Regions from separate parts of the Homo sapiens genome. Here region 2 is linked to region 1. Evidence: chromatin loops called from intact Hi-C (ENCODE). Cell type or tissue: PC-3. All regions are shown on one strand. Each heading gives the region's core, and the rest is flanking DNA. Links, peaks and the distances in the headings are about the cores only.

Region 1 (7,820 bases), core at 1,499-6,498:
TGTCCATTTATGAGATGTAAAAATTTAAGGTTTCATATCAAAACCTTAATAAAAATCATATAAGAGAAGCAAAAGAAAAGTAAACTGCAGGCTATTTCATTCCTGAATGAGGATGCAAAAAGTTCCTTAGCAAAATATTGGGAAATTGAATCTAAGTAATATACATAAAAATACAATAGACCAGCCAGGCACGGTGACTCAAGCCTGTAATCCCAGCACTTTGGGAGGCTGAGGTGGGCAGATCATAAGATCAGGAGTTTGAGACCAACCTGACCAACATGGTGAAAACCCACCTCTACTAAAAATATAAGAGTTAGCTGGGCATGGTGGCGCGCACCTGTGATCCCAGCTACTCAGGAGGCTGAGGCAGGAGAATCGCTTGAACCCAGCAGGTGGAGGTTGCAGTGGGCCGAGATTGCACCACAAGACTCCAGCCTGGGGAACAGAGCAAGACTCCATCTCAAAAAAAAATAAAAAATACAATAGACCATGCCAAATTTGTTATAATTCAGGAATTAAAGGTTGAAATGACAACATTACAAATGTGTTAACAAACTTACCATATATATAGATGTCAAAAGGAAAAATATTCATACTAGTTGCAGAAAAATTACATATAAGATTCATAATCTGCTAGTATGAAAACTGAGTACTTTAGAAATAGGAAAACCAGAATCTATAGCAAATATCATACGTAACGGTGAAAATATAGACAGTTCCCTTTTACTCAGAAATCAGACAGAGAAGCCCTTATCCCTGTTCTTATTCTACATTGCTCAGGAAGATAAAGCTGGCAAAGATTGTGCCCAGAATTCCACCTGCCCACCCAGCTCCCTGGGTGCAGCTCCTGGTCACAGCTTGAGGTCTCAGTGCCTGGGTCCCAGGCCCCAGGTCACACAGTTCCAGGGTCCCAGCGCCTTGGTCCCAGCCATAACCAGGAAGGAGGTGACTGATTGAGCCCAGGAGGGGTGTTGGACCTCCCAACTGCACCCTGTTCAGAATCTGCTCACCCTCTAGCCTCCAGATGAGCCGTGTGCCCAAGGTCCAAGGACATAAGCAGCAAGGGTTTGCTGTGGACATGACAGTTGCTAACTCCTAGGAGGTCCCAGGAGGTCCAAAGCACTAACAAAGCCTCTGCCTACCCATTGCACCTGAGCTGAGCCTGAAAGACTAAAGTCCGGGATGTCCAGAAGTCCCAGGCCTGCAGAACTGTCTACACTTGATGCATATTTGAAAAAGCTCCTGTAGAGGCAATCCCCCAAATCCCTTGCAAAGCGGGAGCCTCCACATGGGGGCTTTCCCCGTCTAGGAGTGTGGAGGCCACAGTCCTCCTGGACCACTGTGCCCACCTGGTGCTGAGCAGCAGCAGGAGCAGCCACCAGGGACCTGACTGCCCTCCAGGACTGCTGTCCAGCCAGGCAGAAGGGGTGGTGGTCCTTATTTGATTGCCCCTTAATCATGTTTTATATGTACAGACATGGAGTTGCTTGAATGCTGGAATTAGGTCCTATCCTGGTGTCATGAGGCTAGTCCAGTCCAGGTGCATAGTGGATTGGAGATCAAAGGATGACATTTCAGCCTCATGGAAAGTTCCCTCTTTATTCAGTTCTTCCGCAGAAGGAAGAGCAATTGATTGGAAGGAAGGGATCACCCGGGCCTCCAGAACTAAACCCAATGTTGTTTTCAGACTTTGGTACCTGAAGAATCATGAAGCCAGTACAACAATGACTCCTCTGCATCTCATAGCCAGGGCATGAAGGGGTCTTCCCTGGGCAACAGCTCCCTATTTTCACCTGTCAATGCAGTGTCTACCTGCTATCGCCTAAAAACATCCGTCCCCATTATAAAATCCTTCGGCACCAACCCACATTTAGTTTTCCTTCCTGACTGAAGCATGCCAGGGTTGCCCAATCTGCCGCTGCTCCTTTCCCATCTCAATCCTAATTAATTGATTAATCCTAATTAATCCTGAATTAATGTTATTCCAAAATTTAACCCCGACTTTTGCTAATTTGGGCATTTGTCCATTTGCTCATGGTGAAATCTGGACAATTGCTACATATTTTTGAAGACTGGTGAAGCGGTGTTACAACACTTGGCTTTAGAATGGGATGGGTAAGGAATATATTTGGGAACACTTTTGGCCTGAGTTTTATCATTTGGAAAATGGGATTAAGGCTAGCTATCTCCTAGAATTGTTGAATTCTTAAAATCTATATGTACAAACATACTTGCAAGGTGTAAGGCTGGAGTGTCCACCAGCACAGTGCAGTGTCTGGCTTATAGTACAAATCCAGCACATGCTGGTATATTTCCTCTTTTGACCCTCCACGCAGACGGAGGAGTGAGGACGGCCACCCCCACCTCCGTGCCCCTCCATCATACTCCACAGACACTGGAAAGCCCTCCCTCAACCACTGCCATATTGCCTTCATCTTTTCCTTTTTAAAAAATCTCACACTACACTCTTGCTGTTCTTTGAGGACAATGTCCTAGGGCTGTATATCTCCAAGGGTTGAAGCAATGCTGGCATGTACCTTGTGTGTAGTAAGTGTTTGTTGAATGAAATAAGAAGCAAACACATCTTCCCAATGGGTGAAGAAATCTTTTCATCATGGGAAAGATTCGAGTCCTTGTGTGTTTGGCAAAATGTTATCAATACATTTTCACATAAAGAGCTTTTTATCCCTTGAAATTATAGAGTGGGTTAAAAGTTTCATAATGGTTGGTTATTTTTTTTTCCCAAGATTTCCAAGTTTGTATGAGATGTTATTTTGGACAGTATTTTAAATTAAGTTCTTGATTTGGTATAAAAATATCATGAACCTCAGATGTAGCAAAGAACGCAGCTATTGTCAAAGGGTAAGCACTGTAAAATGAAACAAGTAGTATCATCTCCAAAACTCTTGTGCTAATTCTTCCAGAGCTTGTTCTGTGGGGAGAAACACACTGCTATGGAAACCACTAAAGAGAAGCAAAAAATTCTTTGTAACTAGGAGCTGGGGCCTTTAGCTTTGCAAATTAGTGCCAAAATACCACTTATCCATCTGCATCCCTGACAGTACAAAGATAGTAAAACATAGCACCTTATCCTGTACTTGCTCATGCAGATGGAGAAGTGTCTGAATGTGATAAAGACCATGTCTAGGTTTCTCCTGGACACCAGGATCTGGAAGGAGAACCCCACTGTGAGAAGCAGAGGTAGGGAGCACTGCATTCAGGCACATGAGATGACATTCCCAAAGGGCTTTTGCAAACCAGAAAGCATGGTGGATGTGATTTTTATTACCCTCCTGTGTGCTCCTGAGTGCTCTGCGTCTAGCTGTGCACGATCAAGCAGAATGCTGAAAGCAGCCCTTGTGTGTCTTGCATTTTCTGTGAGGAAGCTGCACCTACATTAACTCCTCTAATCTCTAATAGCACAACCTGTGGAATAAAACAGAGCGACGTGAGCATAGATTTTTACACATAGCAAGATGTGTCAGTTGCCAGTGTTTGCCTCCCCACTTGGACCACCTACTGGTGTCTTTAGGTTTCTTTGTGTTTTCCCTAATGCATAGGATGAATAACCAAATGGGAAACATAAAGATAGACATTTCATGGCTTGTCAGCCAAATAAATTAATATTCTTGCAAACATAGATGTCAAGCATGACCAAAAATAATCATGCTAACTGGGGCCACATGGATTTCCCTCAAGTAAAAAGTACCAATTAAGTTCTATGGAGATTATTTTTATTCCACAGTTTATCAAACCATTTTTTTTTAACTTCCTCAGCCATTTCTCCCTTTCTAAATGTCCTTAAATCTAATAGGTCCAGAAACAGGAGAGGGGGACAGAGGCATCCTTTCACTGATGAGTGGAAGGACAGGAGAGGTAATCCCTGCTAGGGTTGGAATGGGTCCCCTCCAAACTTCAGGTGTTGAATCTTAATGGTCAATGTGGTGGTAGTAAGAGATGAGACCTTTAAGAGGTGATTAAGCTATGAGGGCCCCTCTCTTGAGAATGGAATTGAGGCCTTTATAGAAGAGACTTCAAGCAGTATTCAGCTCACTTGGCCTTGTCATGTGAGGACACATCCTTTGTATCTTCTGGAAGATGAAGTAACAAGGTGCCACCTTAGAAACAGACCAGACACCAAATCTGCTGGCACCTTGGTCTTCGACTTCCCAGCCTCCAGAACTGTGAGGAATACATTTCTGTTATTTACAAATTATTCAGTCTCTGGTATTTTGTTATAGCAGCACAAAACAGACTAAGACAGTCTCCATACCATCCTCAGCCTAAAGAACCAGCTTCTTGCTCAGGTGGAATAGATCTTCTGGAGGGAAGCTATATTTCTACTAGAAAATCAGTTGTATTTTCACCAATCACGAAGGCTCTTCCAGACATCAGGGCAGTTGTAGAAGTGCCTGGAGAATGGAAATAGGCCCTTTTCCGGAACGCCCCCACACAGGCCAGTGGGACATTTATTTCCCTCTCTGTGAGAGACCTGTTTGGTTGGGAATGAGAGGAATGCTGTCTGACTTTTATACCCACTTCCGGGGAGCAGCCAGCTCCCACATGAGAAAGAAGACTTTGTACAGGGGCCAGGACCCTCACTGGATGCCAGAACCCCAGGACTTTCACTACACAAACATGTACATTCTGAATCATTCCTAGCAACTCTTCACGCAAAACAAACAAGCCGAGGAAAGTACCTCTCAGATGCACAAGCCAAGAATTCTAGAAACTCACTTTCCTAACCCCAAGTCATCTGCAGAGCACGCCCACAGAGAGCACCTGGGTGTGCGGCACTGCTTTTCTCTGGTGTTCACAGCTTTTAAAGACAGCTTTTGGGAAAGTATGTTCTCATTCATAGCCGATACAAAAGGTCCTTACACTTTTCTTATAGTTTAGTCATTTTGTAATTGTAACTGATTTTTCTTTGATGTTATTTCTTTTTGAGTCATATGAAGAAAAAAATAAACTTTGGTTTAAGCTTGTTAGCTTTACTTTTGTACAATAGCACTTGTCTTACTGAACCACATAATGAAATTAGAAGCTGCCAGATGTCAATCAGCGTGGCCCCAGGTACCATGTCCTTTTGTGTATCTGTGTGTATGGAATATATTTATCACGTGCTTATTGTGTGCTGGGAACTGTGTAAACTTTTTAATGCATTATGTCAAATTGTAATAATTACTCTGAATGGTGTTTTGTTAACCACGTTTTAGAGATGAAGAAAGTGAGGTTTACCTACAAGCAAACTTGTCCACTGTCATAAACTCATGATTGGTCCAAAAGATTTAGCAATCAAATCCTTTGCTCTATCCAGGAGAAGTTGCAGTTATATTTTAAGCACTTACAGAGTCCAGCGTTGGCAGATAGATACTTTTCATCATAATACATAAGTATCCATCTATTAATACTTTAAAGTTTTTAAATTAGTTTTCTGAGACTGATGTAAAAACTTACCACCAACTGGTGGTTTAAAATAACAGAAATGTGTTCTTTCATATTCTAGAGGCCGGCAGTCCAAAATCAAGGTGTCCTTTTAGTGCCTCCAAAGCAACAGATACTTTCTTCCTTTGCCTCTTCCAGCTTCTGGCAGCTCCAGCTGGCCTTTGGCTTATGGCCGCATCACTCCAATCTCTGCCTCTCTGGTTAGTTGCTTCCTAGTATTGTGCCTGCCTTTCGTCTGTGTGTCTCTTATAATATGCTTGTCATTGGATTTAGGGCCCACTCAAATAATACAGATGATCTCATCTCGAGGTCTTTAAGTTGTTTACATCTGCAAAGATTCTGTTTCCAAGTAAGGTTGCAGGTTCCAGGGAATAGGATGTGGGCATATGTTTTGAAAGGCTACCATTCTACTATGTAACACTACATTTTTAAACGGAAATGAACATTTAGCAAGTATTTTTAACACCTACCATATTTTTAAATATATGTTATCTTTCTTGAAATGTATATTGTGAAGTAGCTATACATTAATTAATAGAGAAGGATTATTTAATTCCTGAGTTATAAGCCCTTTCTGGTTTTAATATTTTATATATTCTACTGTTCAATTTCGTTACGGATATTTATACCTTATTGTTTAATTTCATTATAGATATTAGCATATCAAATTAAGATGATCTATAATTTTTCTATAATTTATTTTTCAGATTTTAGTATAAGGGTTATGCTATCTTCATAATTAAATAAAATAAAATTTCTTTTTCTTTCCCTACTCGCCATCATATTCTATGGAATATACTATGAAACACCAGATTTACCTAAAACACAAATGCATGAAAAAACATAATTTTAGAACTGTCTCGTTTCAGGACACTCATTAAAGTGAATTCTTTGAATTTTTTAAGGCCTTCCATGTTTATTGGTATGTTCAAATTATTTACCTGCTTGAATCCATTTTTAATCTATACTTTTCTAGAAAAACAATCAATTTCTGGCTTTTCAGAATATTGGTAGGAGTTAAAGTTATTTTTTCAACTAGTTTCAACAACTGTCCTCTGTACATGTTGTTAGAGACTCTTCTTCTATCTGACTTCTTTTCTTCTTTTTTTGTTCAGTGTTCCTGTCTAACTATATGGATGTTATATTAGAGTTTACATTGGATTATTGCTCTTTTATTCTTCTTGACATTTCCTAAGTGTCTTCTTGTTAAAATACTATATTTTAATGCAATTATCATATTTAGAATTAGTAAATAAACAGAAACCATTTCCCTATCATTTTATCTCTTTTCCAGTAAATTTTACTATAAAAATGTGATACCCTTTAAATTAAAATTTTTAACAAACAAAATCTCTATTTTCTTCCTTTGAACTTGGAGCCCTGGCCCAGTCCATCCTACAGACATGGTGCCATTTATCTTGGCCTTTTACTTTGTCACCCCCTTAATTCTACCAGAGGTATTGCTAACATCTCCAGTTAATAATTTCCACTAACAACGCAGAACTCAATTAGCATAATAAGCATTTCCCATCTGCACTGAGCACTCTTCCCGTCATCAGTCTGGAAACTAACTACTGTACAGAAAAATCATGGGGAATAATTAGAATTAGCACACACGAGCCACTCAACACAAAGCTCTTGCCATCCATTGGGCATAATCAGTAGGTTACGCAAACGTGGTTATTGTCATTTCCACTCAAACTAGAACATACGTGTGGAAGAAGATGACTTTGGAGTTTGATAAGAGGTTCTGTGGAGACTTGCCCAGGAGATGTCAAGCAAGGCAATGGCCTCCTGAGGGAGGAGCACACACCGCAGTCAGCCTCGGGGCCACCAGCCCAGCTGGGGCCTCTGCTCAAGTAGTTTTCTCTCTTACAGCTTTGGGACCCTCCTCTGGAAGAAAAACGAGTGACTGAAAATGAGTGAAGGCTTTCCCCAGTGCTGTTCCCAACAGCATCCAATGTGTAGACCCCTACATGCAAAGAGACCCCAATGCCTTCTCAGTTCCACATGCTGTCGATGCCTCAGATCGTCCTGGTTGCTGTCTATACTCACCTTGTTGACTACCCAAAGATATGGACCTGCTGAATTCTTGACCTCCATAAAGTCAATGGTCTTCACCCCATCCGCATTTTGGCCATCTTTTCCCTGGCCACCTCTCAGACCTTTGCACCATCCCAAAGCACACTGCCTTCTAAATGTGAGATGTGCCTTGTTTACTTTTTACTTCTGATTTGATTCCTAATTTTTTGTTTTATTGTGTGGATACTATGCATATAAAAGAATATAAAGAAAGTGTACATGTATATAAAAAATATAAGCATGTCACCCAGCATAGTAAAAACACTTTTATCCGAGATTTGGAGGCCACATGT
Region 2 (7,820 bases), core at 1,160-6,159, 320 kb before region 1:
AGTCAACCTCTACTGTCGGATGATCTAAAATCAATAAAAATATCTCAGATGATACATTCAGTTCTATGGATTTCACTTCCTCACTCAAATAAAACTCAAGTAATTGGTCTCCCAGTGAGAAGTGAATATCCAGTAAAGCACACTTTACCATACAAGAAATAGTTTTCACCTTTGCATATGTGTTCCTTGTTCATCACATGCATGAGTTATCTTTCAGCCAAATCAGCTCTGACTTCTGAATCCTGGACATGTTATCATTTATTTGGTCTGATTAGCCATTCAGCAATGTTAATACTTATGTATTTCTCATAAGTATTAATATGAGGTGTTATAGGACTTGATGGTGCAGGCCATATTTCTTTAACAAAGAGACAAAAATGTTGGTGGCTTAAATAAGATAGAGGTTTATTTCTCTTTTATGTGAGAGATCAGAGGCAGGCAGAAAGCTCAGGTTGTCAGTGTGGCTCAAAAATAAGAGATCATTCAGGGACCTCGATTCCTTCCATCTTTTTTCTCCTGTATTCCTCTATGATATTGTTGCCATCCATGTGGTTGGAGCCTGGCCATGGGTCCACCCACATGGAACAATGCGGAAGAATGGTGAAATAGAAAGGGAGGATTTCCTTTCAAGCAAGCACACATCATTTTTATTTGCAATTTTGGGTGCCAATTAATTGCCAGCCACTCTAAGATCCAAGAGACGCCAACAAATATCTAACCTCCAGCCTGTGACCTGGGCCTGGCCACTGTTTTCTTACTAGGGAAGAAAGGCATGGAACTCTGGGGCCAACTAGTAGTGTCCCATGGCTTTTCTGGTGGCTTCCTATGGTGAGGGGACATGTGTGAGTCTTCTGCTCTGTGAAGCATCAGCACTTCTCGGGGTGCTCTTGAGAGCCTGTGATTAGAGTGCATGTCCAGGCTCTTTCCACAGAGTCTCTTTCTGGGTGACAGTATCCTGCACAATTCCTCAGGCACAGCGGGCACTGCCTCAGTCCTCCAGAAGTAATTGCTTTGTTCTCTTCTGGGACCCTGGCCTTGTGACACATCTCAGCCTGATAGATGATGGGCTCTGGAGACGGATGGTTTGAATTCAATTCCCCAGTCTGCCCATCGGTCATGGTTTGCTGCACTATCCTGGACCTGTGCTTCAGTTTCCATAGATGTGGTAAGATAGGAATGGTGATGATACGTGTCTCATACTGCGGTCAGGAGAGGTTGGTTATGAGGGACAAATTAGACACTCTCAGGAAATTGGTGGAATAATGACCAGGGAATATTAGTTGGACTCCCCAGGATGCAGAAATGCATTTTTACTCTTGCCAATCCTTCTCCTTACAAACTACTCTGTCATTTTATCCCCCAAATCTTTCAGTGCAATCTCTGGGAAATATAATATATTTTCTTCTGATCTTTATTCTCAATGAAAACTCATTTTAGTTTAAGAAAACACGTTTAAAAATTGGTCTTTCAATATTAGCCTTATCAGACTTAGTGTTATATTTAATGAAATAAATTGTTTTTAATGGCTACCTTTAAAACTCTTTGTCAATGTATAGTGTCTTGTTTCAGTTGGTGAGCAGCCTGGACTCCTTTTAATCTCTGCCTTGGAAGTCTAAACCAACCAGTCTGATTTTACATTATTTTAACATTATTTGGCATGGTAATCATTATACTTGTCCCCCTTAAAATCTCCTTGAAGGCAGGGGTAGAATATTTTTCTTCTTGCTATCTCTATAGTTGAGCATATTCTTGGCATACACAAGTGTTCAATAACATTGTGAACAAGTGAATGAGAAAAGCTTGTAACCAGATTTAAGTAGCATTTTTCAACTCAACACTAATATACACTAAACCATGTTGAAGAGGACAATATTTTGCTAGGCAAGGTCTTTTAAGAATGTATGTGTTCAAAGATGAAAAGCAAAATGACATTAAAGAGCACTCCACTGGCAAGTCCCAGGAGGCAGTAGGTGAGCCGTCGCTAGTTAAATTGTACTAACGCAAAACATTATAGCATTAGACTGCAGCCTGTAATCAATGCCAGCTGGAAGCCCATATCAACAGTTTTGTGTTTCTTGCCAGTTCCTTGTTAATCCCTTAAAAGGGAAGGTAAAAACAAGGCCAATAGCTTTTATTACATAGGATGATTTATCGATCCCAGCTATTCAAACATTTCACTTCACCCAGTGTGCATGCCAAAAATGTTTATTTCAGAAATGTTTATTTGATTAATTATGCCATGTAACATAGATGGCTGATGAGTAAAAAGGAAATCCTGTCTATAGCTGTTACATGTCATCTTTCATTTTTAAGGTAAAATAGGTTTATCTTCCATTGAGCCTAATGACAAAGGCTTTTAGGATTAGAAGAATGAACCCTGTAAGCCTATAACTTCCCCTCATGTCTTCCAATTATGTCTGGTCAAATGAATATGAGCTGAAGCATTTACTACCAAGTATGGATTTTGAGATAAGCTTTGAACTCTTCTTCCTTGAAGGTCACCTGGTAGCATTTATAGATCTTCCAAATTGATGTGTGGCAATGTAACTTTCACATTAACTAAAAATATAACAACTCTTTTTTAATTCTTAGAACAATGATAAAAAAATGCAAAGCCTCTAGCACCAAATAAAACAATGTATTCTCTCTTTAACACTAAAAATAAAACCCTAAACCTTGGAAATAGAATTTCTAATGAGTTGTCCATGAGCTGAGTAGAGGATAGGGGCCCTGAAAGAATGATTTTTATTTTCATCATTGAAAAAAATAAGAATGCATTCTTCTATTCATTTTATGTGGTCAAATAATTTCAATATAATAAGAATTTATTGAGCTTCTTGTATGTACTACAATTCTAGGAATGCTTTCTTTATGGAGCTGTAATCTTTTAGGAAAGGAAGGGAAAACACAGAGATGAGGTGTCACATGTTTTAAATTAGTCTTAATTTTTTCTTTTAAAACATAATGTCCATTAAAGAAAATTTATCAAAATACATATAAATATAAAGAAGAAAATTCAACATTCTTACTATAGAAATAATTGCTATTAATGCATTTTGTTGGTTATATAGGTGTGTATGATACATTCTGATCTTTTTTTTGTTTGAGACAGAGTCTCATTCTATCATCCAGGCTGGAGTGCAGTGGCATGATCTCAGCTCACTGCAACCTCTGCCTCCCGGGTTCAAGTGATTCTCCTGCCTCAGCCTCCCAAGTAGCTGGGATTACAGGCTCAAGCCACCACCCCTGGGTGATTTTTATATTTTTAGTAGAGATAAGGTTTCACCATGTTGGCCAGGCTGTCTTCAATACTCGGCCTCAAGTGATTCACCCACCTCAGCCTCCCACAATGCTGGGATTACAGGCATGAGCTACCATGCCTGGCCTACATTCTGATTTTTTAACTTCAATTTATATTGTGGGCATTTTACATCTTATTATATATTCATAAATGTTTCCTCATGGTTGCTTACTGATCTATTTAACAGATATACCATAATATACTTAATAGTAGCTGGGCTTTTATGTTTGAACTTAAGTTAGAATTCAGATATGTTTTTGCAGTGTAACACTCTGGTGGGTTGAGCTCACCAGAAGCCGATTGGTGACATGCACCACGTCAAAGTTTTGGTAGAGAGATGTGCATGCTCCCTTAATATGCTGTGACACAATTCTCTGATTGATCATAAGGAGAACTGTCAGTGGCTTGCATAAGACATAGGGGTTTAAAATGTTTCCTAGGACATGGAGGGGCTGGTGGGTCAATGGCAAGGCATGGCAGAAGACTGCGGGTGAGCTGCATAATTCCTGCAGAGAAACTGCCTCATCATTCACAGCAAAATTTCCCAGAGGATTGGCAGCATTGCCCAATGGGCCATGAAAACAATATGGTACAGAAACACCAAGAGATTCTGAAAACGTATTTACTTCAAGTTGACAAAATACAGAAAACATAGGCACCATGTGTAAAACAAAAGATGAGATGGAAAATGAGTGTGTTCATTATTGATTTATTGCCGATCAGCTCCAAATATATCCCTTTTGTCTGCTTTGTGGAAATGAATCTGGGCCTTTCATTTATTTATCTTTTCTTTGCTGGCTGCCATGACATTAAACTTTGTCAGTAGAGGGTGGTAGAGACATTGCAGGAAGCATGGATTTTGTATTCTGGTTCTGGTGCTTGCCTGGCAGGCAGCCTGCAGGGTGCTCATCCTCTCTAGGGCGTGGCTCCTGCAGTGTGCCGTGGCTAGCTGCCTATCCTGGCGTTGCCCATGGGCATGCTTTTAGCATTGAGCCTCTAGTGAGCACCTCACTATGAATGGCTTTCCCCTGCAATTGAGGGGGTCCATTTAGTGCAAATCCCTGAGGGTGGATTTCCATCAGGTTCTGCCAGTGCAGTACCCCAGTGTCTTACCTGCCATGTGGTGGCCCACAGCTGTGCCCTCCTCAACAAAGTCTGTGCCTCAGCCTTGCGGGGGAGGAGGTGCACTTTCTTGGGGACTCTTTCTCCGCCCTAGGGCTAGTGGTGCCTCCTTATATCTTCTATTTCTAGATCCCTTAGAGTTCTCTTTTCTTCTACCAGCTGTATTCCAATCCCCTGTTATATCTAATAAATTCTTTATATTAAGCGTCCCCTGTTCAAGTTAACATGCAGCTTATCTCTTTATTGAATCTTTAAGGATACAATGAATCACCAGGGATTCAGGCAGAGATGTAAGAAGAGTGGGCAAAAATATGAAGACAATGCATGGAAGAGGAAAATGAAATAATAAATGTATATCTTCTTATAGGACATTAAAGAACAGGAAAGTGTGGCACAACATCAACTCAGGAAGACAGATCGCACGTAAGGAAGCCAACAGTCAAGTGCCTACAGAAAGCAGAGTGGCTCAGTTTCTGCTCAGTGGTTGAACAACCCAATGAAACCATTAAATGAGAAAATTACTTTTATATTAGCTTGTTAGAAATGATCTTACACATAGTAAAAATATATTTTTTTAAATCCTATAGTACTGGCTACTTAAATAAGTTTATTTGATAAAATTCCATATTAAGAGACATATTTAAGGAACACTACAGCATGATTTTAAAAAGTATTTTTCTCCAGCAAAAATGGATAGATGAGCTGCTTGATTTTTTAATTTGCTGTCCTGGAGCAGGGGTCTGCCTGCTTTTGTATATAAAGTTTTCTTAGAATACAATATCACCCATCTGTTAACTTATTGTGTATTGTTGCTTTCATTCTTCAACAACAGAGCTGTTTAGCTGCAAAGAGAAATAGTGTGATGTGCAAAGCTTGAAATGTTTGCTTGCTGGTTCTTTATAGATAAGCTTGCGGGTCCCTGCCCTAGAAGCCACCATGTGGCACCATGCTGGATCACTGCCCCACATTAGCTTAATTTGTCTTCACCGCAACCCTGGTAGGAGTGCCCACTGTACCAGGTTTGTTAAGGCAGCTGAAGTTTAGAGACCATTATAGGTAGTGGTAAAGCGTGAAGGCTTGGAAGTCACATGGGCAGGGTTCAAACTGCCTCCACTGTTTAATGTGCTTTGTCATACTACGTGATCTCCCCAAGCCTCAGTGCCTAACGTGATAAATAATTATCACATAGAACTGCTAAGACTATTATTTAATTCACTTAGATAAAGAGCTTAGCTTAGTACCTATGACCCAGGAAATGCTCAATGAATTCTTACGCATTGTTCAAGAAGTTCAGACTCTTGGTTAAGACATCATGTTCTGTAGTGGCACTGGCATTCCAGTGCGATATGTCTGAGTCCAGAGCTTGAGTTCATAACCACTATAGGAAATTACCAGATGTTTAATGCACAACTGAAACATACTCTTCTCTTCCCTGAGTTTCCAATTTTCCCCTCTTTAGAAACAAGAGATCTCTTTCTAAGTTACACAATTGAGCTGTGTCCAGTAAATATGCTAATACCAGACTGTCTTTGTCCTTAACCCTTGGTTATTTTATTCTGTAGGGGTTCTTATTACTCAGGATGCATTGTTTCTTTCCAGCACTTCTCCTCAGGTTGGTTTGAGGAAGGTGTAGCTGGCAAAATTTTAAGATGCGCCACAGACCCTGTCCTCTGGTGTACTTCCCTTACAGGTGGAGCTTGTGAATATGGTGGGCTTTCACTTTCCTGGGTAAGTGAAGGGATTTTGCAAAAGCAATTAAGGTTCCTAATCAGGTGACTTTGAGTTAATCAAAGGCCCTGATCCTGGGTAGACCTGATCAAAGCAGGTAAGACCTTAATAAGAGAGAGATTTGAAGCAAGAGAGATTATGCTCCTGGTCTTAAAGAAGTGAGTGGCCACATTGGGAGAGGGTCTTTAGGAAGGGCTATGAGAGGATCACATGGCAGCCTCTCCAGCTGAGTATGTTCTCTGCCTAACAGCCAGCAAGAAAAAGAGAACCTCAGACTCAAAGCTGCATGAAAGTTAATTGAATCTTTCCCCAGTCAAGATTCTAATGAGAACTCAGCCCAAGCCAATACCTGGATTTCACCCTAGTAAGATCCTAAAGTAAAGAATCCAGCCAAGCCATGCCTGGACCCCTAACCCAGAAAAACTGTGAGATCATAAATGTGTGTTGTGGAAAGCTGCTAAGTTTGTAGTAATTTGCTCCATAGCAATAGAAAACTATTACAGAAGGATAAGCTACAGCAAAATCAAGGAACATATTTCTCAACAGCTCTTTGGAGGGAAGGAAAAAAGAAGCAAAATATTTGCTAAAATCAGACTCACTCTGGTTTTTTGGAAAGTGACTGCCTTATCCATTGCTGCTGTGTGCATGTCCAGGAAGCAGCACAGTCATACAGAGGAGGACTTCGAGGTCCCAATCACACTGCTGTGTGGCCCCCATTAACACCACTTCCTAATAAATTATGCCAAGTGCTTATGATACCACAGGCACTTTAAACATAAGAATACATTAATTTATAGTAAAATACAAGTTGTTGTTGAAAAAGAAATGACTAGATTTGTTCATTATTGGTTATAACTGAGTATATAGGAAATATCAGTCCATGAATTAATTTTACACAATCTTTAAATTAGTCATAGTGAGTTTGGCTCAAGAGTAGTATTTTGTGATGGAGACACTTCGTTAAAAAATAGGAAAGAGGGAGGGTGTTCTCTGAGGACCCTTGGCGAGTTGAATTTTGTGACTAAAATATATAATGTTCTAACTGTGGCAGATGCAGCTCTGAAGTAATGAAATAGATAAACACTGGGAGAGGGACAAGGGAAGAAAAGATCTACTAGGCTGACCACAACTAGGGCTACTAGCCAGCTGGTAGGGTGCTACAATTGTTTCCTTTGCTGCCATAACATATTATTACGAACTTAGTTTTTTTAAAACATGTATTTCTTATTTCATGGTTTTGTAGGTTGAAATCTGGATCATCTCATTACTGTGCTTCTGGTTTCACTAGGCTGGAATCAAGGTGTCCATCGGCTAAGCTCTAATCAACAGTTCTAGCAAGAATCTGCTCCCAATGCCATTCACGTTGCTGGCAGAATCCACTTTATTTTGGTTTCACTAGTGAGGTTCTCATTTGCTGCCTGACAGCTGGCTTTAAGCTCCAGAGACCTCTCTCTGGTTTTTGTGTGTGAGCATCTATACCTCAGAGCCAGCAATGGTGCACTGAAACGTTCTCACTCATGGAATCACTCTGACTTCCCTTTTTGCTGCATCTTTCTGACTCCATCCAGAGAAAGTGCTCCAGTTTTGAGGGTTTCTGTGATTATATTAGACCCACTCAGATAGTCTAGGATAATCTTCCAATTCTGAAAACTGTAACCTTAATTACATC

The links. Hi-C counts contacts between places; a loop is a spot of excess contacts. Peaks named below come from ENCODE experiments on the same cell type or tissue, not always from the same donor. Only the 100,000 strongest peaks of a DNase experiment are listed, where the experiment ranks them.
Region 2: a loop joins it to region 1, with 3 times the contacts of the local background. A loop is called at or near these places in 1 of 110 quality-filtered maps.

The regions. Positions count from the first base shown.
Region 1 is chr2:7,821,199-7,829,018 of GRCh38, forward strand. LOC105373408 (a long non-coding RNA gene) reads right to left here. Exons shown (of 4, transcript XR_922750.1): 2 at 7,158-7,338; 3 at 3,290-3,426. Among named protein-coding and RNA genes, the nearest start is that of LINC01871, 99 kb to the left of the region's middle. In PC-3, for the core only: no CTCF peak of the experiment used is centred there; a DNase peak (open chromatin) is centred at 4,623; H3K4me3 peaks cover 415 bases; H3K27ac peaks cover 2,710 bases.
Region 2 is chr2:7,506,383-7,514,202 of GRCh38, forward strand. No RefSeq gene overlaps it. Among named protein-coding and RNA genes, the nearest start is that of LINC01871, 220 kb to the right of the region's middle. In PC-3, for the core only: a CTCF peak has its summit at 4,133 (motif pointing right); no DNase peak of the experiment used is centred there; H3K27ac peaks cover 2,013 bases.